Regions from separate parts of the Homo sapiens genome. Here region 2 is linked to region 1. The links are chromatin loops, found by intact Hi-C in ENCODE. Cell type or tissue: endothelial cell of umbilical vein. All regions are shown on one strand. Each heading gives the region's core, and the rest is flanking DNA. Links, peaks and the distances in the headings are about the cores only.

Evidence for each region. A loop is a pair of places that touch in the nucleus more often than their neighbours do. Peaks named below come from ENCODE experiments on the same cell type or tissue, not always from the same donor. Only the 100,000 strongest peaks of a DNase experiment are listed, where the experiment ranks them.
Region 2: a loop joins it to region 1, with 13 times the contacts of the local background. A loop is called at or near these places in 16 of 110 quality-filtered maps.

What each region holds. Positions count from the first base shown.
Region 1 is chr15:62,248,982-62,261,781 of GRCh38, forward strand. It overlaps the pseudogene GOLGA2P11. Among named protein-coding and RNA genes, the nearest start is that of MIR8067, 49 kb to the right of the region's middle. RefSeq lists an enhancer at 4,755-5,647 and a silencer at 5,369-5,663. In endothelial cell of umbilical vein, for the core only: a CTCF peak has its summit at 5,569 (motif pointing left); a DNase peak (open chromatin) is centred at 5,530; H3K27me3 peaks cover 237 bases.
Region 2 is chr15:61,861,966-61,874,765 of GRCh38, forward strand. It overlaps VPS13C (vacuolar protein sorting 13 homolog C), which reads right to left. Exons shown (of 85, transcript NM_020821.3): 78 at 11,281-11,444; 79 at 10,024-10,069; 80 at 7,535-7,658; 81 at 6,694-6,808; 82 at 1,475-1,563. The region is part of intron 2 of LOC124903501 (a long non-coding RNA gene); the gene reads left to right. Among named protein-coding and RNA genes, the nearest start is that of LINC02349, 140 kb to the left of the region's middle. In endothelial cell of umbilical vein, for the core only: no CTCF peak of the experiment used is centred there; a DNase peak (open chromatin) is centred at 10,126.

The sequences.
Region 1 (12,800 bases), core at 2,880-7,879:
CAGACTAGGAACGACAGCTACAGTGACTATTCCACAGTAACACTTCCTCACTCTCAATCACGCCTGACATGTTTGCAAGGCATTTCCAAGCCCACAGTCTCATTTGTTTCTCAAATAACTCAGTAAGGGTGGAAGGGACAGGGAAAGAGATCGAATTTACAGCTGGCTACCAGAGGCCCAGAGAAAAAAGAGAATATTACTATTGTTATTACCGTTATGACTGCCATTGTTGGAACCTTTATTGAGTGCTTCACCAGGCACCATGCTAACAATCCCATTTAATCCTCACAACCACCATAGGAGACAGTTACTATTATCACCTCTATTGTGTCGTTGAAAAACATGGGGTATTAGAGGTTAAGTGCTTGTCTAAGATCATTCAGACAGAGCTGGGATTTGAACACCCAGGTATATCTGATTCTCTAAGCCCATTTTTTCGCTGTGAGGCAGGAAAATAGGATCTGGAGGCAGGGAACATAAGGCCTGTTCACACTTCAGCTATAACAGGAAATATCCTCTCTATGGGGCCTATGGCTAAATGACTTTGTAACTTTACTTCATCCTCTCCATTTACATAGGGCATACCCCAAGTAACCAATGGAATCCTCTAGGGGGTAAACTCCCAAAAATTCTGTAATGGTGCCTTTGAGCCCTTATGCTCGGGTGCGCTCCCACACTGTGGAGTGTGCTTTCAGTTTCAGTAAGTCCTTTCATTCCTTCCTCGCTTTGTTTGTGCATTTTGTCCAGTTCTTTGTTCAAGACGTCAAGAAGCTGGACACCCTCCACTTTTAACAGCTGGGGGTGGGGGCACAGATGGAAAGGGGGATAATCTTGTGTTCAGTTTTTGAAGGGTACATTCTCATAGTCCAAAACTCAGAAAATACAGAAGGGAAATATCTCCCAGCCACCCTGGTCCTTTCTCCTGAGTTTTTTACAAATCCTTGCAGACATGTTTTATGTATATTATCATAGTACACACACACACGTGTTCCCTCTCTCTGCACAAATGTTAACATACTAAAGATACTCTTCTGTACCTTCACAGTGCAAGTACCATATCTCCCACCTAGGACTTGACCAAGGCCACAGCCAGGTAAGGGCAGGGTAGGCACTTGGCCTCCGAGCTCTGCATCCAGTGCTCGCTCCCCACAGCACCCCCCAACTCACCCACAGCAGCCGACACAGCCCCAGGCTGACTCTAACAAGCACGCACAAAAGCAGCGAGAAATGGCCCATGCTGCTTTCTGGGCAGGACACTCCATCCCGCAGAAGGGACCTAAAGGTCCCTCACTCCTCCATCTGGAAAGCCGGGCTGCCAGGGTATGGGGCAGGCGGTTGGACTCACCCTATCTGCCTTCCTCTGCTCCTGCTCCAACTCTCCCACATGCTGCCAGGAATACAGCAGATGGCTGGCCAGATCCTCGGCCTCTTCTAGAATGAGAGAGGTTGAGATGGGGCCCAAAGGACTCCCCCTAAAGGCCTGTCAAAGCACCAGGTTGAAGGATGACGGGTGCCCAGATTCCCACATTCAAACTGCCTGGCAGCACGTTCATTGTGATACAGTGTTGTCTTCAATTCTGCTTTCTCAAACATCAAGACTCTAATTATCTGAATTGAACCTTTAGGAGAAAAGCCAAGCAAATGCTGAAAGAGGAGGAAAGCAACATTCTCCAGAGGACAGGAGGGAACTTCACACCCTCCACTCACCTGTAATTGCCTCTTTAGGGCTCCCCGGTTTTGCTGGCTTTCTTGCTTTTCCTATAGGAAGAGGAAGACAGAGCTCTTACTAGGGGGAGGCAGAGATGGCACAGCAAGGGACATGCCCCTAGAATGCCACCAATGCCCCAGGACAGGCCCACCCATGGGACCAGGTTATCAGGGACCCTGTGGGGATGAGGTGGAATCTGGGGAGTGAGCCTTTTTCCCCAGGCTGGGGGTGGGCAAGACGAGACTGGGGCCTCTACATCTGAGTGCCCCCCAAACCCAGCAGTCATGCCGTGAGCAAACAAATCATTTCTTCTAGTTGCTTGACAAGTTTTTGGTTGTGCTGTTTCTGCGGGGAGAGTCAAAGGAAGGTGACCAAGGATGGCCCCCTCCACTCTATTCCCCAGACCAGGAAGCGGTAGACAGGGGCCAGAAATGGATTTTAAAGGCAAAGTTCTCAGACCCACTAGGACCATGAACTGGTAAACTCTCCTCAAGCTCCCAAGGACAGAGGATTTGGGTCTTTGTTGGTTTTGGCCCACGGCCACAGAACTGAAAGTCCGAATCTGGATTCTCCCGAAAGGACAGTAACATAAACCTTTAGAGATGGAGTCTGAGAAAAGCTCACCCTTCTACCAGCTTGTGATTTAGAAAGGTGCATTCACTCAACAAACATTGACTGAGCACATACAGGCCAGGTATGGTTCTTCATAGCAGAGATGTAGGACAGAAAAGGACAGACAGGATCCCTTGGCCCTGAGGCTTACATTCTACTGGACCTTTAAATCGTGGACTCTCAGAGCTAACAGAGACTTTTGATACTTTCTAACTCTACCTCCTCGGGAAACACAAGCCCAAGGAGGAGAGGTGGCTTGCCCAGAATCAAAGAGCAAATTAGGGCCTGAGTCAGAGTGGAAATACGGGGCTCCTGACAACCAATCAGGCCAGTGCTTCCCTGAGAAGCCACAACCCCAGGACATGTGTGGCAAGGGCTGGAGCATGGGTATCTGAAGAAGAGACAGTAGGCAAAGAGGGCAGCAACAGAAGAGCCATGATGCATGCTCCGTGCTCTGGGGTCCCTCTAGCTGAGGCCTCGGCCCCCCTGCTCCCCATTTGCCCTTGGCATCAGGGACCCTCAGCCCTTTCTTCAGGGCCCCAAGGGGAAACTGGAGCCCAGGACTTGCAGCGTGGAATTGGTGGACCCCATTGAACTCTTACCAATGACTCGATGGTTTTATTCCGTCGACTGATTGTTATATAACTCGAGTCCAGGGCGACTGTTACCTCTTGGTATCTGCTCTGAGGCACGTGAAGAGAGGAGGAGTTGGAGGAGGATCGAGGGGAGAGGTAGAGAGAGCAATCATTAGGGTTGGGGGGAGGGTGTGAGAGGTCTCAGATGGCAGAGGGGCACCCAGCCCCCACTGTGGGAGGAGGTTGGAGGGCTGGCCTGCAGGGTCACTGGGTCATGGCCCAGGGCCTCTTACTTCCAGATCCTTCAGGGTAGCGGATGATCCAGAGCCCTCCGCACAGATACCTGTTGCTGACTACAAGAGATGAGAGTGCGCATGGAAATCTTCTGTCCCCTCCATGTCTAAGCCCTCTGACTTCCTTTCTTCCCCAGCAACTGACAACATTTTCTTTTCTGCCTAACTTGGACCCTTCATCCCATAACCTCTTTGTGCCAACTTCTCTCATGGTTTTTATCTCCCCACCATCCCTTCCTCCCAAGCAGCTCTCATCTGGTGTTTCTACAGTAGGATAAAATGATGTAACCAGCCACGGGGTACAACTCCTTCATGTGAACAGCCTCAAGGAAGAAGCCTCAGGGAAGAGGCAACTTCCTCAACATGGCCCAGCAAATCGGCCAGTCCCAGGATCTTTCCTCTCTCTGGTGATTCCTGCCTCAGTTTCTTTCTATCATACTTTCCTTTCCCCCGCACTCCCCTCAATTTCTGAAGTTCCTCAGAAACAACGCCATTGAGCTGTTGGGAGAGTTGTTGCAGGCTCTCGGTTAATGAGAAGGTCCTAAGGGCAGAGACACAGGCGTCAGGGGTGCAGGTGGCTCAATGGGAAAGAAGGTGTTAGACAGTGGCCTCCCTGACTCCCTCAGCCTAGAGACTGCTGCCCTGATAAGAGACACTCACTTGCTTTCATCCATGAGATTGGGGCTAGCATGATGATTCTGTGTGGGAAGAAACATATGAGATGGTCATTCAATTTCTGTAAGAATCACCGAGGACAGGTGAGCCAAGTTCCCAAGCTCATTCCAACAATATTCTATCTCCCCAAACCTCAAGGAAAAGCCCAGTCTCAGCCTTCCCCCAGCCCAGTCCCCAGGAAGGGCACCTGGCCCTAGGGAACAAACTACTTGTGAAAAGAGAAGAGAATCCATAGTAGGTACAGGAGGGCAGTGGGCAGAGGAGGAGGAAGCATGAACCTGAGGTGCCGCTATGCTAGCAAGACTGGCACCAGGGCAAGGGACACCACCAGGTAACACGGTGTCATTGGCAGGTGGCTAGACAGATGCAGCATTGTCTTTGGCGTCTGTCACAGAACAAAGCAGGGCATTAGGGGGCCATGCAGGAGAGAAGGTGCCTCAGTGGCATGGACACAAGAGTGTGGAACAGGTATGACAGATACTCACGCAATGACAGTGACAGTCATGCATGCTTGGAGCCACTCGGGGGTGTGGATATGGTTTGCCCAGGCCTTGGGCTGCTAGGCAGCATTTTGAATGGCCAAAGCTCAAAGCAGGGGCTGCACGGCCTCCTTCATGAATACATGAGGACCTCGCTCCCCCTGGAGTTCAGCAAAAGACAGCAGCAGGTTCTGACCTGTGGCAGCCACAGCAGGCTGGAGGAAGGTGTACCAAAGTCAGGGAAGAGAAAGGCACTGTTCTTCCAGACGGCCAGTCTGTGCCACAGAGTGACCCTAACTGGGCCCCTCCTGGGCAGAGGACAGTGATGAGGAAGTAGTAGTCTGGGCAATGTACAATGTAGCTGCCTCTCTCTTCTCTCTTCCCTTCTCCCTTGCAGTGGCATAATCAGCAGGGGCTACCATCTCCTACAGCTCGCCCAGCTTCTCCTGCAGCTCCTCCTTGACATGCTGCTCAGACTAAAGTGCATTGTTGATCTCCATATTCTCACTGTTCTGGACAGAGAGAAGCAATCACGCCACCCACTGCAGCTGGAGACCGCAGAACTTGGTGTCTGCCTCCCATGGCGCCGGGAAGGATGGAGGCAGATTAGAAAAATGATCCCCTCTCCCCCATAGCCATCAAACCAGGGCTCTGGCTCACAGGTCCCTTCAGAAGTGCCACTTCACATGAGGGCTACACTGCCCCACTTAACAGATGGGGAAACAAAGGCCTAGAGGGCTGGGGAGGAGGGCAGTCTCCCCAGGTGGGATGCACCAGTTTTACAAAGCTGCTCTCTGTAGCTGCTCCTTGAGCTCAGGGTTCTGGGAGAGTGTGGGGCTGATGGTGGTGAGGTCATTTTGCACGGTCCCCAGGGTTTGCCTGCATACCTCCGCCTGCTCCCCTCAGAGCTCAGCCACCCGCCCCAGCTCCAGCAGCCTCTCCTGCTCCCAGTTCAGGCATTTCAAGTCCTCATTGTCTTGCATGTGGGCCCACTGGAGCTGTCCTGCTAGACTTTCCAGCTCCTCCCACAGGTGCTCAGCCTCTGCCTGTAGCTGCTGCTGCAGCTGCAGACCCCAGAACTTGGTGTCTGCCTCCCACGGCACTGGGAAGGATGGAGGCAGATTAGAAAAATCATCGCCTCTCATCCACAGCCATCAAAGCAGGGCTCTGGCTCACAGGTCCCCTCAGAAGTGCCGCTTCACATGAGGGCTGCGCCCCCTGCTGGGGGCTCCAGGGGTGGGATTCAGCTGAGAAAGGAAGCAGACAATAACGGCCTCTGGATTCTCAAAAACACCCTCCTCTTGGTACACAGCTCCTCTCGGGCTCCCCAGACTTGGCCTCCCTGCTAATGATTCTCAAAAAAACCCTCTGCATTCTCAAAAAAAAAAAAACCCTCCTCTTGATCCACTGCACCCCTCAGGCTCCCCAAACTTGGCCTCCCTGCTAATGATTCCTTGCACCCTGATGGTAGCCAATCTTCCAAGCCACTTTCAGATAGAGACAACTGTGGGTGGCTGACAACACACACTTTTTCCTCTTTGCTGATGGGGACATTGAGGCTCATGACGATTACAAGACTTGCCGCCTCCTGGCACAGACCTCTTTCCCTCTGCCTCAAAGCCTTTCCATGCATCCACCTCTCTGGCATTCTAAGCCATCCCCACAGCCCTCTGATGCCAGTCCTGCTCCCAGGTCACCCCAGCCCCAGCTTACCCATCTGGTTCCTTAGTTCAGCCAAGATCGTCTCCAGCTCCTGTACTCGACTCATGCTATGCACCGTCTCCTCCCTCAACGCGTGCACCTGCCCAAAGCACAGGGGGAAAGGGCCCTGCAGAGAGGGGCTGGCAGCTGGACAAGCTACCATCTCCCTCTCTGCCCCTACCTCCACAAAGCCCAGACCCATGACCACCTCTGGCTGTGCTCCTCCCATTTCACAGATGCCTGGAACAATCAAGTGACCTATCTACGGTGGGGGCTGAAGGGTCAGGTCTCACCTGCTCTGACATCTCCCGCATCCTCTGCCACCACAAGGCGCTCTCTCCTTTCAGATTCTCAGCGTGTTGATCTTTCTCCATCTGTAGTTGTTTCAGTGACCCCATTACCTGCAAGAATGGGCACAGAAGTTAGGAAGGGCTGTCACTGGTCCTCACACGCTCCTGGCCACCTGGGGTCATCTTCCTTCCACATCCCTCCCTCTGCAAAGCCTCACCTGCCCCAGGTGTACTTCCAGCTGTGCCCGCTCCTCCATGGCCTGCTGTAACTGCTGGTTAGCATCAAGGGCTTCATAACCAGCTTCAACTCCTCCATCTGGGAAGCTGGGCTGCCAGGGGATGAGGGAGGCTGTAGGACTCACACTGTCCATGTTCTTCTGCTGCGTGGAGAGAGCAAAGAGAGTTCGTTCCAATTCTCCCGTAAACTGCTGGGAATACTGCAGGCAGCTGGCCAGATCTGTGGACTCTTCTGAAATGAGAGAGGTTGAGATGGGGCCCAAAGGACTACCCCTAAAATCCTGTCAAAGCAGCAGGTTGAAGGATGACGGGTGCCCAGATTCCCACCTTCAAACTGCCTGGCAGCAGCACGTTCAGTGTGATACAGTGCTGTCTTCATTTCTGCTTTCTCAAACATCAAGATTCCAATTGTCTGATTTGAACTTTTGGGAGAAAAGCCGAGCAGATGCTGAAAGAGAAGGAAAGCAACATTCTCCAGAGGACAGGAGGGAACTTCACACCCTCCACTCACCTCTAACTGCCTCTTTAGGGCTCTCCCTGGTTTTGCTGGCTTTCTTGCTTTTCCTATAGGAAGAGGAAGACACAGCTCTTACTGGGGGAGGCAGAGATGGCACAGCAAGGGACATGCCCCCAGAATGCCACCAATGCCCCAGGACAGGCCCACCCATGGGACCAGGTTATCAGGGACCCTGTGGGGATGAGGTGGAACCTGGGGGGTGAGCCTTCTTCCCAGGCTGGGGGTCAGCAAGACGAGACTAGCACCTCTACATCTGAGTGCCCCCCAAACCCAGCAGTCATGCTGTGAGCAAAGAAATTACATTACTAGTGTGATTCTAGTTGATCCACAATTTCCTGGTTGTGCTGTTTCCTTGGGAGAGTCAAAGGAAGGTGACCAAGGGTGGCCCCCTCCACTCTATTCCCCAGGCCATGAAGCAGTAGGCAGGGGCCAGGAGTGGATTTTAAAGGCAAAGTTATCAGACCCACTAGGACCATGAACTGGTAAACTCTCCTCAAGCTCCCAAGGACAGAGGATTTGGGACTTTGTTGGTTTTGGCCCACAGCCACAGAACTGAAAGTCTGAATCTGGATTCTCTCAAAAGGACAGTAACATAAAGCTCTATGAGGCAGGAAAATAAGGTCTGGAGGCAGGGAATCTAAGACTGTTTCGCGCTGATTTCCTAGAATCAAATTGAATGGTAAAGAGTGAGAAGTTCAGATCTGGGGATCCTGGGCCATTCCACACAGTGCCCTTTAAAAGGTCTAGAGCTGGGCTCAATGTACAACTTGGTCAATAAAGATCTCTACTGTGAAGTTGCTTTGCTTTAGAAATAAAATATTAAATAATTTTTAAAAAGATCTCAGGCCAAGGATGGTGGCTCATGCCTATAATAACAACACTTTGGGAGGCTGAGGTGGGTGGATTGCTTGAGGTCAGGAGTTCAAGACCAACCTGGGCAACATGGCAAAGCCCCATCTGTACAAATACAAAAATTACCCAGGAGTGGTGGCATGCACCTGTAGTCCCAGCTACTTGAGAGGCTGAGGCAGGAGGATCGCTTGAGCCTGGGAGGTGGAGGTTGCAGTGAGCCGAGGTCATGCCACTGCACTCCAGCCCTAGTGATAGAGGGAGGCCCCATCCCAAGAAAAAAACAAACAAACAAAAACTCTGCTATCTATTATCACCGTGGAATAGTTGAAGTGTTGGCTTGAACCTCAGAAGGAAATAAACAGGCTCATGAGCTAGCCATATAAGTATAATCTATATAATAATGGTTTTCATCCATGATGCATTTAAAACAAATTTAAGCCCTAACCCTGAGATTCTGGTTCCCCAGGTCTATGGCAGGGCCCAGTTTGTAGATTTTTAGCAGTCTCTAGAGGATTCTATGGCAGGACCAGAACAAGGACCCAAATTTTCCGGCTCTTGGCTGGAGCCTCCCCATAACCTGCATGATCCCTAGACCATGTCCCCAGCTGGATGGGGCTCCCACCACCCCTGGGGCTGCAGCCTCTTGCCAGAAGCAGGATCTTAGCCCTCTCCAGCTTCCTTTGCAGTTGCTTCAGATTGAGTCGAAATCTTCGGTCACTAGGACTTGAAGCTTCTCTTCTAGTTCTGAGTTCTTCTGCTTCCGGTCCTCGTTGTTTTGGCTATGGCCAGAGGCAGTAGAGAAAAGAATGAACAAAGAACAGAAAGGACTACTGTGGAATCAATGAAGAGCAGAAAGGACTGCTCCTCTATCCTCACCTCACCCCACAACCACAGAACCATGGCATTGGAAGGGACCTCAGGAATCAAAAGTCACAGGTGGCAGTCCAGAGAGAAGACATGAGTTCCCCGAGGCCAAAGCATGAGTCAGGGGCACAGCCGGCCCTAAAGCGTAGCCTGTGCACACATGCAAACCTGTATGATCACCTCACCATGCTCACCTGCAGCCTTCCCACCTCCCAGCACATCACCCACGCTAAGGGCCCCACACCTCCCATCCCACCCTCCCCCATCCTACCTATTCTTGTATGACTCCAGCCTGAGGGCATCTCTGTCTTTGGTTACCTCCTTGATATACTGCAAATACAGAAAGGTTAAGTCAGGACAAAACAGGCAGAGGAGCAGCTGGCTGGCCAGTAACAATAGCTATAATAACTATTCCCCAGTCAACAATTCCTTACTCTCAATCACAGCTGACATGTTTTCATGGCATTTCCAAGCCTATAGTCTCATTTGTTTCTCAAAGAACTCAATAAGGGTGGAAGCGACGGGGAAAGAGATCAAATTTATAGCTGGCTACCAGAGGCCCAGAGAGATCAGAGAATATTGCTATTGTTATTACCCTTATTACTACCACTGTTTGAAGCTTTGAGCGCTTCACCAGGCACCATGCTAGCAATCCCATTTAATTCTCACAACCACCATATGAGACAGTTACTATTTTTACCTCTATTGCGTAGATTAAAAAAATGGGGTATTAGAGGTTAATTGCTTGCCTAAGATCACTCAGACAGAGCTGGGATTTGAACACCCAGGTATATCTGATTCTCTAACCCTTTTTTTCACTGGGGGTCGGGACACAGAAAGGAAGGAGGAAATTAACTTTTTGTTCACTTTTTGAAAGAATGATAAATTCACATAGTCCCAAACTCAGAAGGTACAGAAGTGAAATATCTCCCAGCCACCCTGTTTCTCTCTCCTGAGTTTTGTATGAATCCTTTTGTGGCAGGCCAATTCTCCCTGATAGTCACACAGACAGGCCTTCATGACAGTCACACAGAGAGCCCTGCACCGCACTCCAGTTATACAAACAAATTTCCACAGAGCTGCCTTAACATTGAGCAAATAGTTAAACCTAGGGAAATCCGTGCCCAGGTATCAAAGCTAAAAATGAAACATATGGTCAGTAGGACCCTTGCATAGGCTTCTCCCTAACCTGGAGCAAGTCAAAATAATAGAGACAGTCTTATATTCCTTGTCTCGGGTCGACGGAATCTGAGACGAGTCAAGGTAACAGAGGCAGCTGTTTGAATAGATTCATCGGAGGGTCTAAGGCAGTCTCCAGACCAAGCTGTAAGGGAGGTAAGATAGAAATAATCATTCAGGTACCACAGTAGACAGACCTTGAAGGTACCAGGGCCCTCACAGCTTAATCAGACTTAGCAAGCATTTTTTGCCTCTGACCTTCTAGTTGAAACAAAATTAGTTATCAGTGGACTTAGGCGAATGCTATACTGTACGTAGACACATAACCCCAACCTATATAAACACTAAGAATACTGTAACATTTCGAGTTGGTCTGGTGGAGTTATCTCCAGCCTTCTCTCTGTATCCAGTTACAGCAATAAATCCCCTTCTTTCCTAGTTTGCTTCTCATTTTTGAGCCTCAAGAAAACGCAGCCAGACCCAGTCTGGCTCTGAGACCACTTTCAAGCATGTTTTATGTATATTGTCATAGTACTTACACACAACACACACACACACACACACACACACACACACACACACGGTCCTTCTCTCTCCACAAATGGTAACATACTAAAGATACTCTTCTGTACTTTCACAGTGCAAGTACCATATCCCACACCTAGGATTTGGCTAAGGCCACAGCCAAGTGAAGGCAGGGTAGGCACTTGGCCTCTAAGCTCTGCATCCAGTGCTCCACGTCCAAGCTCTGCTTGCTCCCCACAGCACTCCCCAACTCATCCACAGCAGCCAACTCAGCCGCAGGCTGCCTCTAACAACCACACACAAAAACAATGAGAAATGGCCCATGCTGCTTTCTGGGCAGGACACTCCATCCTGCAGAAGGGACCTAAAGGTCCCTCACTCCTCCACCTGGGAAGCTGGGCTGCCAAGGGATGGGGCAGGCGGTAGGACTCACACTGTCCATGTTCTTCTGCTGCATGGAGACAGCAAAGAGTCCATTACAACTCTCCCACACACTGCTGGGAATACTGCAGGCCGCTGGCCAGATCCATGGACTCTCCTGAAATGAGAGAGGTTGAGATGGGGTCCAAAGGCCTATCAAAGCACCAGGTTGAAGGATGACAGGGTGCCCAGATTCCCACCTTCAAAGTGCCTGGCAGCACGTTGCATATGATACAGTTCAGTATTTAATTTTCCTTTCTCAGACATCAGTTTGTTGGTTCTCTGAATTTGAACCTTTGGGAGAAAAGCCAAGCAAGTGCTGAAAGAGAAGGAAAGCAACATTCTCCAGAGGACAGGAGGGAACTTCACACCCTCCACTCACCTCTAACTGCCTCTTTAGGGTTCCCTGGTTTTGCTGGCTTTCTTGCTTTTCCTATAGGAAGAGGAAGACAGAGCTCTTACTAGGGGGAGGCAGAGATGGCACAGCAAAGACATGCCCCCAGAATTCCACCAATGCCCCAGGACAGGCCCACCCATGGGACCAGGTTATCAGGGACCCTGTGGGGATGAGGTGGAACCTGGGGGGTGAGCCTTCTTCCCAGGCTGGGGGTCAGCAAGACGAGACTAGCACCTCTACATCTGAGTGCCCCCCAAACCCAGCAGTCATGCTGTGAGCAAAGAAATTACATTACTAGTGTGATTCTAGTTGATCCACAATTTCTTGGTTGTGCTGTTTCCTTGGGAGAGTCAAAGGAAGGTGACCAAGGGTGGCCCCCTCCACTCTATTCCCCAGGCCATGAAGCAGTAGGCAGGGGCCAGGAGTGGATTTTAAAGGCAAAGTTCTCAGACCCACTAGGATCATGAACTGGTAAACTCTCCTCAAGCTCCCAAGGACAGAGGATTTGGGTCTTTGTTGGTTTTGGCCCACAGCCACAGAACTGAAAGTCTGAATCTGGATTCTCTCAAAAGGACAGTGACATAAACCTCTATGAGGCAGGAAAATAGGGTCTGGAGGCAGGGAACCTAAGGCTCTTTCGCTCTGACTTCCTAGAACCAAAATGAAAAGAAAACCCTAACTTTCCATGTCTAAGTAACAAAGAACCAGAGGCTACTACCTCTGACCTTTTCTGTGAGGCAGATGGGAAATTGGCTGTCTGCAACAAGTAAGACTGATTGCTGGTCAAGTCTTCATTTGCAAAGAAGTATAACTTTGTAACTTCATCCTAGCCTCTGATTGGTTGCTTTTTGCAACTCATCAGATTGTTTGCACAGGAGTGTGACTTTTGTAACTTCACTTCAGCCTCTGGTTGGCTGCTTTCTGCAACCAATCAGACTGATTGCGGCTACCATTTCAGTTACATGAGGTGAGCATGAAGTGGCCGATGGGAAAATTCTGGTGGGTATTTGGACCAGGAAGATTCTGTATCCAGGCCCCTGAGCTGCTGCTCAGGCCCACTCCCACACTGTGGAGTGTACTTTTGTTTTCAATAAATTCCTGCTTTGGTTCTTTTGTTGCTTCATTCTTTCTTTGATTTGCTAGGCGTTTTGTCCAATTCTTTGTTCAAAATTCCAAGAACCTGGACAACTTGTAGTCACGACCTTCTACCAGTGACGTCTATAGATGGAGTCTGAGAAAAGCCCACCATTCTGCCAGCTTGTGATTTAGAAAGTGCATTCATTCAACATTGGCTAAGCACATACGGGCCAGGTACAATTCTTCATAGCAGGGATATAGGATGGAAAAGAATCCTATAGATTCAGACAGGATCCCTTGGCCCTGAGGTTTACATTCTAGTAGACCTTTAAATCTTGGACTCTCAGAGCTAGCAGAGACTTTTGATACTCTCCACCTCCTTGAGAAACGCAAGCCCAA
Region 2 (12,800 bases), core at 7,801-12,800, 380 kb before region 1:
GGTGCATGCCTGCAATCCCAGCTACTGGGGAGGCTGAGGCACGAGAATCACTTGAACCCAGGAGGCAGAGGTTGCAGTGAGCTGAGATCGCATCACTGGACTCCAGCCTGGGTGACGGAGTGAGACCCTGTCTCAAAAAAAAGAAAGAAAAGGAAAAAGAAAAGAAAAGAGTGAGAAGAGAAGAGAAAAAGTAAAGGAAAAGGAAAAGGAAAGGAAAGGGAAAAGGAAAGGAAAGGAGAAAAGAAAAGGAGTCTACTAAGTAAGGTTAGCAAGGAAACTAAGTCATAGTATTTACTGGTCAGGTATATTTTACTAATTACCTCCTAAACAACTCCATCAGTGACTAGATTTCAAATGATGATGATTTTTCAATGTACTTGAAGAAAAACCAGATATATAATGTATACAGTAATACTCCCACAGAATGGCTTAAATCAAATAGGTACTAAGTATTACCAATAAGTATTACCAAAAAAACCCCAAATTGATTCTCATTGCCCAGTACTGAATTATATAAAAGTGATACAATTTTAAAATGAATTAACACATTGCAACAGCTAAGTACAATATCTAAGACAAAAAAACATTGTTTTTGGCTTAATCTATTGAAGACAATATAAAATTATGGACATAAAAAATAAGTGATTACTTGTCAAAGTCATAAAATCTGCTTTTTAGATTGTTTTGTGAATATTTTTAACTCTTAACTAATGAGCAAATCACATGACTGGAGAATCCTCTCTTACATGAGGATTCTGACATGACTGGTTAACCTCTCTTATCCTGTCATTCAGCTTTTCTTTATTCCCATTCAAACAAATTTAAATGCAGTCATGAGGAATCTAATGCAGATTTTGCCACTGTAAGAACTTTGCCTTACTCTTATAAAGCTCAACACTAAGAAAGTTCTGAAAATTATTAATATATAATTGTCATTTTGGGATAATTTTATTATCTAGGATAGATCCCAGGAAAATAAGCTTGGTAGTTTACTATAAGTTCTTCTATTTGGAAAAATCTACCACAACCAAATGCTTAGGAAAAGCTGAGATAAACATATAGAAGTAATGCCACCCTTTAAAAGGGGTATGCTAATCACTCAAAATAAAACTTAGTAACAAAAGTGATTCATGAATTAATCCTCCATAACTGGACTTGTAATTCATGAAAAAGGGTATCACTATTACAGGTATAAAGCCTAGTCTACATTCTCTCAGTGGTTGTGTAACTTGGATAAGTCCCTAAGCCACACTGAGTCTCAGTTTCAGCATCTTTCAGATGAGGAGGTCGGAAAAGAAAATCTCAAAGGACCTATTTAGATCTGTATTGTGATTCTATGAAAATGAACATTTTGCCATTCACTTTGGAGAATTTTAAGTACAATTTTCCAACTCTTCTGCCATTTTAGCCTTCAAAATTCTTGTGACCTATGCAACTAAGTACTATTTGGAAAAATGTCACTTCAAGTCAGTACCTATTTGTAACCATAAGGATTGTCTTCTTGCTTCCAGGAATAGCACAGTGGTATCGGTAAGTCTCTCCTTCCAACTTTTTGATATGATTCTGAAAAGGAAACCAGGCTCTAGATTTGGGAAGTTATGCATTTAAGTAGTATTTACAATACTGCATATTAGCTAATTATAATAATAGTGTTAGGAAAAAATTAATTAGAAATAAAAGCACAATTCTACATATTGGTACATGAAGCTAGAAAAATATTCACAGCATGTTTGTAAGTTAACTTCCACTGTTGCCTTAAAAGAAAAACATGTAATAAATGCTTACCAAGTGGTCTTCTGGTAAAATACATTTTGTTCTGTAGTAACTTAGAAATATTAAAATATCTACCAGCAATTATCACACACTTTAATTAAGAAACATATGCTAATATAAAATAACTACATTAACATTACAGGGGATTTGAAATAGGGGTCACTGGTAGCACTTTGCGGTGGGTCTCTGAACCACCTAACATAAAATAGAAAATTTTGAAAACGTAGTTCTAAAACTTTTTTCAGGGCAGTTAATATTTTTTGTCAGTTTTTTTTTAATCACAGAGGGGGGTCTGTGATCTCAAAGATTAAGAACCACTGGTTTACATAGAGGTATTAGTAGATATTATACACATAATAAAATTCCAAGATAATTAATGTTTAATGCTTTGAACATTTGATCTTATACGTTAAACATGCGTGGGGAAGTATATTTATATATCAAATTATATTTCTTATAGAAAAGAAAATATGACAATATTAATATGAACAATTTCTAAGATTTCAAAATAGCTGGCACAATTTATTTCTAAAAACAAATATGAGCATAAAATAATTCAAGTATAAGTAGTAGCACATTAAAACACATTTATTTTCCTTTTCAGCTATCTCAAAAGTACTGTGACTTGAATTAGTCAAATATTAAAAACGAGTTTTTTTATAATGAATGCTAATGAAATACTATTACTGACATTATATATAATGCATGGCTGAAAATAGATAATATATATGAAAATACAGAACATAAATATACTGAATAAATAAGACCTTGACATTTTACGACCAAGAATATAATGCCAATATTATTAAAAGGATAATATAATCAATATAACCACAAGCAGAGAAATCACATTTGATATTATTTCAATGCTTAAATATACATTTTTTAAAGTTGCTTGGTACCTAGTCATTCCTTGACAATTGCAAAAAGCCATGAATAAGGAAGAGGAATCCACAAAGAACTGGGATCTCATCTTCAGAATGAGTCTCAGAGAGGAGTGCAGATTTCACAGCAATAGCTACTTGTTTCACAATTCACTTGTGCGAATTAGTTAAAATCTTTTAACACTTTTGCCTTAATTTCTTCAAAGAGAAAATGGGAAATGAATTTAATAATGTAATGCATTTATCTGCAGCTTGAAATTTAAATATGTTAAAATATTTAGATCTGAAATGCAAGTACAAGAAATACTACCCACTTTCTATCTTGTATGTATTTTCGTTAGTTATTAGGCTATTGTGCTTCAAGCCATTGACAGTTTTTAAAATATAATTTATCACCATAATACACTTTAGAAAACTTGTCTTCAGCACTACTAAAAACCCACTACACTCTGAGATTCAGATTAAGATATTCAGTCACTAATGGCAGCAGGGAGACCAAATTAGTTGATAAAATATTCACGTCCCCTTTCCAAAAATGCAACTCGAGGAATTTAACAATACTTTGCAAAAGCCCTTTACCCAGTAATTCAATTTTTTCAAGTAAATTCTAAGGAAATATGAAAAAGCAAACAAGATATAAAAAAGCAAAATCTATAATGATGTTTATTACAGCATTATTACTGTTAGTAGAATAATTTAATGTCATGAATTAAGACGAGATAAAAACACAATGTAATGTCACCTCAATAGATGGCAATACAAGAATTAAAAATGTTAATGAGGCATTTCTAAGAACATGGAAAAATATAACTAAAACTAAAAAGCAAGAAATGCTGTTTTAAACGTTGCATGATCATAAGTATGTGAACCAAAATGAGTATTAAATGACTATATATACATACATATAATGTATGTATATATGTATGTGTAAATATGTGTATGTTTGCGTATATATGTGTGTATATGTGTGTGTATATATGTATGTGTATATATGTATGTGTACATATGGGTATATTTGTATGTGTGTATATATATGTATGTGTATATATGTGTATATTTGTATGTGTATATATATGTGTGTATATGTATGTGTGTATATATGTGTTTGTGTGTATGTATATCTGTATGTGTACATATATGTACGTGTGTATATATGTATGTGTATATATATGTGTGTGTGTATATATATATGAAGATTAGAGGATAAGTAGAATAGTACATCTCATGGAAATATAATATATGATTCAGTAACTCTCAAAGCTGCATATTAAAGAATACAAAGTAGTACTTAGGAGAAAAAGGAACATGAGGATCAAAAGATCCCCAAATAAATTATTTAGAATTTGGCCATATTACAAAGGGCTAAAAAGATATACTTTTATACTCTAATACTCTTTAATATTTCCATGTTTTGTTTTACTCGGTCCCTTAAGGACAGAAGGCTTCTTTTGTATATCCAGTACAGTCTAAATAATCAATAAATATTTTTACCCAACTAACTGATCACAGCAAGATGGGCAAAGAATGAAATAGCCTAAATATTTCAATTATCCATGCCCACACTTGACATCCACGACAAAAACTACCAAGTCCTCTCATTAGTGTATAATCATTCTTTTTCTTCCAGTAATTATAATAATGCACTAAAGTTTTAAAAGTTGTCTGATATCTTAATAAAAACTAAGAAATCAGACAAGATTATATGTTCAGACAAAATAATTAAAAGTTTCTTGAAGTTTTGTGCTTTTTGACAGAGAGTTATAAAAAGATATCACAAGGAAAAAATTAATAACAGAGCTAAACAAAACAATTAAGAAAAAATCTTAAGTTACAGGGGTTCTTAAAAGTAAGTCTCAGTAAAACAGCAATATAACCAGTAAAATTAAAAATTGTTACTTTAGAATCTCAGGAAGGGTAACTATTGGAGATGATTTAAGTCAGCATCTTGAATTAGTTATTTGTGCTTGACTCTCCTAGAAAACTGCATGTGGTGACATTTTTGCCAATGCTAAATTATCTAGGCACAAGAAAGGTTTGTCAGCTACTTTTAACAGTTACATGTTTTGTTATACTTGGTCCCTTAAGGACAGAAGTAATTTCCTTTGTATATCTAGCACACGCTGGTTTTTGGATGTCAGTCTTTCTTCTTTAAAGTGGTTAAACATAAAACATTCAATTTATTATTTTGATAACTGCAATCCTTAAAATACATAATCCAACTGAACAATTATATGTTAATAGTTTCATTCTCTTCAAATATACAACACATTAAATCTAAGTTTATACTTTGGCTTCATTTCTGAGGAGAAGCATGAAAGTTGCTAGATAAGACATTGTTAAACATTTCCATCATTTATTACAAAAAAAAGAAATTGAAACATAACTTATGTTGAGAATTAAGAGGATACTAATTTCAAAAATAATGATTATAATTATTTTTTCTCTAAGATAATAAACCCTCTCTAAGGATTTAAAAGCAAAAGGTTGGTTTTTGAAAATAAAGAAATCTATGTATTCAAGTGCCACACAGCAATTTGCCTAATTACATGTTCAACTTCTATCTACATTAATTAAAACTAATAATTATGAAATAAGCATAACCAACAAGGAGATTCAATTTTTGAAAAGCAGAAATGCTAAAGGCTGAAAATGTATATAACATAATTATAAAATGGCTATCATTTATTTAGCAACAGTACCAAGGGGTTAAATAGGAAAAAGAGGGAAGAGGAAACATATCCTCAAAATTCATGTGCCAACTATTTATTACTTGAGGTCTAAGGGCAGGCTCAGAGCAACTGACAATTCAATTATTAAAGCAGATGCTCCAGGTAATAGTCCCGTAACTTAAGCAAATTTAGAGCCATTTGTGAAACAGAAAGCTATGTAATTCCATCATCAAGACTCACAAACATAAACATATTAATTGGACATAATAATTGTCCTGTTTTTCAATTTTACCTGAAATGCACATGAACACCATAAGATAAAATTTTCGAAATGATAGTAACAGTATCTGCTTCTGAGCTCAATAAAGGCTTTCATCTATTAAACGCAGAAGAGAGCTGATTCTCTGCATCCTTTAATATTTTATACTAATCTCTTATTTCTGGACAGTATTACCAGGAATACCACAAGTTTTTATTTGTAGTCAATCCCACTACTATGAAAAGTTCAGATGGAGGTGAGAGTTTTAAAGAAAATTTCATTAAAATTGACAATGGAATTCACACACAGTCAATTAACACCACAGTTTGTTTTGATTTTTAAGGATGAAATCAAGTAGTAGTTTAGGAAACATTTATTCCTGTATTTCCAGTTCTTGCTGTGCAGGCAGAAAAACAAAGAAAATAAAGTTAGAAGCATGCAGAAAGATAGATAAAACGTAATCATATACAATAAAAACCAAAGGAAGAACAATTAAGAGGCATTTTATTTTAAAGTCAAGGTAGAAAAATATTAATACATTTCTTTTGGGGGAAAGCCTGTCATGGGAGAATAGCAATTTATATATGTATATATTATCAAAATATAATCAAGTTAAAACTAAAATAAAAGCCAAAAAGCTCTTAAATTTTTTTTAAGGTTTAACAAGATCATAATTATACATAATCTTTTATTCTCTCATCTAGTTCTAGTTACTGGAATAAATCTAGATTTACAAAGTAGTGCAAATAAATTAATTTGGTTGGGAGAAATGGAAGCAATGAAGTTCCAATAATCAGCTACAAAGCAGGAAAACAAAATTAACAATGTTAACTAAATGAGCTATCACAGAAATAGTGATATAGCCTATGACTTAACATTATCTTTTCTGCACACAAAAAAAAGCTTTGCTCCCATGTAGAAAAAAAATCATCTGTAATTTCCATTTAACACATGCTAAAATGAAAAACAATCAAATTCTACTCTAGAAACTATGTATAATACTTAAAGCAGTTCAAGAATCAGGAACTTTAAGAACCACCTAGGAAATCCTGGGCCTAGAAATCATTAAAATTCCATTTCACTCGTGACCATGAAGAACAAAATTTACCTCAAGTAAGTCAGAGCCCTCAGATTCCTGTCTGTCATAAGGACGAATGATGCCATCTTCATGGATCAGGCGAGGGGGACGGAGGCTAGATACTTCCTCAGTTGATTCTGCTGCCCTGAATAAGGCATCAGAGTAAGTGTAAGAAAATACGTGAGAGTCTTTCAAAATAATGTGTGTGTTGATTAAATACATAAATATTTCACAAAAAACAATCAGTAATTTTAAATAGCTTTCCCCAAATAATGCAAAAGTATTAAAACCAAGTCTGTCTGACTCCAAATCCCCCAACCTTTTCTAAAATAAAAAGAAATATCAAAATAATAAAAGCAGGGCCTAGCTCATCTACTCTTTGTATCCTTGGTGTCTAGCACAGGGCTTGGCACATGGTAGGTAATAAACATTTGTTGAATAAAAGAGAAATTTAGCCATAAAATATGTCTCTTTTCTTTTCTTTTTTCTTTTTTTTTTTTTTTTTTTGAGACAAAGTCTCCCTCTGTTGCCCAGGCTGGAGTGCAGTGGCACGATCTCAGCTCACTGCAACCTCCGCCTCCTAGGTTCACGCGGTTCTCATGCCTCAGCCTCCCGAGTAGCTAGGATTACAGGTGCCCGCCACCACGCCCAACTAATTTTTGTATTTTTAGTAGAGATGGGGTTTCACCATGTTCGCAAAATATGTCTTTTCTTATTCCTTTCTGGAGGCACTCTATGTTTTAAAGCTACCACAGCTTTCAATTAGACTTTAAGATCCTTAGGAGCAGGCAAATAATCTAATCTATTTATGTATTCCTTGTAATAATTAGCACACAGACACATACCTTGCACATAGTATGTACTCAATTACCTCTGAATGCCTTGGAAGGTACTACTGGCCATATCTACGATTCCACCAGTTGGACGGGCCACAGCACCCACAAGCCCTTTTCCAATTCCTTTAAAGAATCCAGCAGCTCCTTCCTTTTTGGCACCTTCAGAAAACCAATGACCATGAATGGATAAAGATATTTTTAAATGAGCAAGTTTGAGCTCAACCAAAACCTGGGCCAGATACTGAACTGTTTTACCCAGGAAGTTACAAAAATTTGGCTTTCTAAAGAAGTTAAATGTAATCCTAATGTGATAAAATAGTGGTTTCTCAAAGTGTGTTAGAAATGCGCATTCCTGGGCCCCACCCCAGACCTACTGAATCAGAAACTCTGGGGGCGGGGCCAGCATTTATGTTTTTCTAAGCACTCCAGGTGATCCTGACACATGCTCAAGTTTGAGAACTACTGATCTAGGAGTCTCATCAGTACCTGCAACTTGCAGGTGTAAGAAGGGACCAGTAAACATTCTCTTTTTTAATGCTGACCGTTAGATTTTTCAAGGAGTGTGCTTTTAAAAAAATATATAACAACTTTATTGAAATGCAATTCATATACCATAAAATTTACCATTTAAAATGTACAAATTAAATTTTAGGATAAATTAGCTTTTAGTATGTTCAGACTTCTACAACTATCACCACAATCCATTTCAGAAAATGTTTATCATTTTAAAAAGAAACCCCCTTTCCATTAGCAATCATTCCCTATTTCCCCCAGCCTCTCCCCACCAAATCTTACTCAGTGTACCTCCATTCCTCCCTGCCCCTCCCCACCTCCAGACTAGGTAACCACCTACAGATACTTTCTATCCCTATGGATTTGCCTATTCTGGACATTTCAGACAAATGGAATTATGTAATATGTGGTGTACTGTGACTTTTTTTTCTACTTAGCATCATGTTTTCAAGGTTCATCCATTTTGTAACAAGTACCAGTACATGATTCCTTTTTATGACTGAGTACTACTCTAATGTATGAAAATATCACCTTTTGTTTATTCATGTATCAGGTGATGGACATTTGGGTTGTTTCCATCTTTTGGTTATTTTGAATAATGGTGCTATGAACATTTGTGCACAGTTTTTGTTTGAACACCTGTTTTCAAATCTTCTGGGTATAAACCTAGGAGTAGAATTGCTGGGACACATGGTGACTCTGTGTTTAACTTTTTGAAGCACTGACAGACTATTTTCTTCCAAAATGACTGCATTATTTTACAGTCCCACTAGTAGTGTATGAGGGTTCCAATTTCTCCACATCCTCTTAACACTTGATTCTAGCCATCCCAGTAGGTGTGAAACGGTATCTCATAGTTTTGACTCGCATTTCCCTGTCGACTAATGATGTTTACCATCCTTTTATGTGTTTATTGGCCATATGTATATCTTCTTTGGAGAAATGTCTATTCATATCTTTTGCTCATTTAAAATTGTGTTGTCTTTTTATTGTTGATTTTTAATAGTTCTCTATATTTTCTAGATATGTCTTTTATCACATATATGATTTGCAAAAATTTTCTTCCATTCTGTGGGCTGTCTTTTCCCTGTCTTCATGGTTGTCCTTTGAAGCACAAAAATTTTAAATTTTGATGAAGTTCAATTTATGTATTTGATGAAGTCCAATTTATGTATCTTTTCTAGCAAAGTTTTGCCTAATCCAAAGTCATGAAGATTGACTCCTATATTTTCCTCTGAGTTTAATGGTTTTGCTCTTACATTTAGGTATTTAATCCATTGTGAACTCATTTTTATATATGGTACAGGTAGGGGTCCAATTTTGTTCTTTTGCTCATAGATATGAAGTTGTCCCAGCAAATTTCTTGAGGACGGTTCTTTCCTATTGAATTATCTTGACATCCTTGTCGAAGATCAGTTAACCATAAGTAAGAGTCTATTTCTGACTCCTTCTGAACTCTATTTCTGAATAGTATCCCACTGTTCTATATGTCTATCCTTATGTTAGTACTACACTGTCTTAGTTACTGTAGCTTTACAGTAAGTTTTCAATTTGGGAAGTAGAAGTCCTCCAACTTTGTTCTTTTTCAAGACTTTTTTTTTGGCTATCTGGGATCCCTGGAATGGCCATATAAATTTTGGACTTGGCTTGTCAATTTCTGCAAAGAAACCAACTGGGATTTTGATAAGGGTTGCACTGAATAAGCAATGTGCTTTTTTAATGGGATAAAAACAACAACAGCAAAACTGAGTAAATTGCTACTGAGGACCCAAACAAATCTAGTTTATCTCTGGCCCTGCTAAAAATAGCATTCAAAGTCTGAAGCATGATCTACTACTTAACCTCTCTGCTTTCTAAGGAAAATACATTCATTGAGCAACTTAAGGCTACGAATATAAAATTCAGTCAGTAATTTTCTCAATCAAGTATATAGCAGCAATAACATCTACTATGTTTACTAATAGCATCAAGTCTTCAGACTTTGTAAAGGAAGGAAATATTTTCAACATACCTTCCACAGGTTTTGTTATTATTCCAGTCACTCCACCAACAACTCCCTGAAAGAGAAATCAATCATATAGTTTAGACTGAATGGAAGGTGTTTAATTTTAAACCAACCACTAGAGGTCTCTACAGACATACTGGAAATAACAACAACAACAACAAAAATTGAAGACTTAACTTGATAATGTGAACAACATACACATATAAGTTAGCACTATGATTTTTCAAATATCATATCACAGCAAATCTTAAATGAAAGCATTTTATAAATTTTATAAAAGAAACAGGAGTAAAGCAGGTAAAAGGATTTTAAATCTGGCTATGACACCAATCAGCTACGTAACCATGGGTAGCTGAAATCTCTTTAAGTCTCAGTTTCCACATCAGCAAAATGAGTGAGTTGAGCCAAATAATATTTACTATCTAATTATAAATTTTAAGGGGATTACATTGTAACTTAGTGGAAGTGTAGAAAACTGAAAATAAAGGGCCCTCCCAGGGACAGGTAATAACCTGGCAAATAAAGTGCCTTAGTAACTGTAACACCCAACATTACAAATTACTATCAAAAAACACAGCAGTTTCCTGAAATTATTTCCAAAATTAAAACATGAATATACTAATACATTTTTAATCATTATGAAGTAATGGTAGTAAAATACCTGTATATTCTATGAACACACAGAAAGAGAACTGATGGATACACACTTAAATTGGAAACAGATGAGATGATTAGGGTATTCTAGCCTTACTTATAATGTTTTATTTACTTATTAACAATAACTTTTAAGTTCTTATAATTATAAGAATATTCATACATCACCTATATAATTAAGCAGTATTCATATATTACCTATATAATTTTAAAAGTATTAAAAAGTAATGAAAGGCAGTTCCTGGATTATCAACAATTAATTTTCACACATCCCTTCCACAGAAACAGTCAATTGCTGATGACCTGCAGAGCTCCTTCTCCCTCTAGTTTCCATAGGTACCATGTATCTCTGCTTCTCACTTCCTCGCCTTCTACACCAGTACTACCCTGTCATCATTACAGTTTTATGAAATCTGACAATTCAGGGGATAGATCTGGTGGTGACAATGGGGAAGGGGAGCAAAAAGGAAACTGGGAAGTCCATCATTTATCATTCTTTCTATTCCTACAGGCCTAGACTCATAAGCAGCATTCTAAGTTTCACACAACCAGCTAGAATACACTTTTTTTTAAGTTGCAGATTTCTTAAAGATTCAGCAAAGAACTTACTCGCAGAAAGCCCTTTCCTCCTCTGGCCAGGCTGTCTCCAAAATCTCTGGGCTGTCGACTCAACTCTTCTCTTCTTTTTTGCTGATATTCCTTGTCCATTGTAATTGCTGCCAAACCTTTCCCAACAGAACCGGTGATTCGAGATACAACTCCTGCTGCACCACCTATCAAAGACAAGGGATTAATTTCTAGAATATACAAGGAACTATACAAGGAACTCAACAGCAAGAAAACAAATAATCTGATTTTAAAATAGGCAAACGATCTGAATAAATATTTCTGAAAAGGAGACATACAAATGGCCAACAAGTATATGAAAAAATGTTCAAGATCAATAATCATCAGGAAAGTGCAAATCAAAACCACAGTGAGATATTATCTCACCCCAGTTAGAATAGTTATTATAAAAAAGACAAAAAAAATCACAAACGCTGTCAAAGAAGTGGAGAAAAGGGAATGCTTACACACTGAGAGTGGAAATATAACTTAATACAGCTATTATGGAAAACAGTATGGAGGCTCCTCAAAAAACTGAAACTAGAACTACCGTATGATCCAGCAATCCAACTACTGGGTATATACCCAAAAGAAAAGAAATGAGTATATCAAGAGATGTCTGCACTCCCATGTTTACTGCAGCACTAGTGACAATAGCTAACATATGCAATCAATCTAAGTGTCTATCAACGGATGAATGGATAAAGAAAATGTGATACACACACACACACACACAAACAGAATACTACTCAGGCATTAAAAAAAATGAAAACCGGTCATTCACAGCAACTTGGATGAGCCTGGAGGACATTATGTTAAGTGAAATAAGTCTGGCACAGAAAAACAAATACTGCATGTTCTCATTCACATCTGACAGCTAAAGAAGTTGAACTCATAGAATTAGAGAGTAGAACTGTGGTTATTAAAGGCTGAGATGGGTAGGGGGAGGAGAGGATAGGGAGAGATTGGTTAATGGATACAACATCACAACCAGATAGGAGAATAAGTTCTAGCATGCTATAGCACTGTAGGGTGACTATAGTTAACAACAACTTATTGTATGTCTTCAAATAGCTAGAAGAGAGGGTCTTGAATGTTCCCAACACAAAGAAATGATAAATGTTCGAGGTGATAAATATGCTAATTACCAGATTTGATCACTACATATTGTATACATTTATCAAAATATCACTCTATACCCCATAAATATATACAATCATGTGTCAATTAAAAATAAAATAATTTTTTAAGGCTCAGAGAAGTTACATTGTTTATATAAACAGCATTATCACAATATATAGCATGCAATTGCTTTAAACTAATAGGTGCTTAAAATTCTGTCTCATACAAAAAATGCAGAAATTAACTTTTCCCATCTAACAAGAAAAGGAATAAAATTATTTAATTTAAATGTAAAATTATTTGCATTTATTCAACACTACAAAGACATATTAAAAAACCAGCAGTCTACTGTTATTTTTCATTTAAAAACATGGGAAACATGTCTTTTAAAAGGGATTATT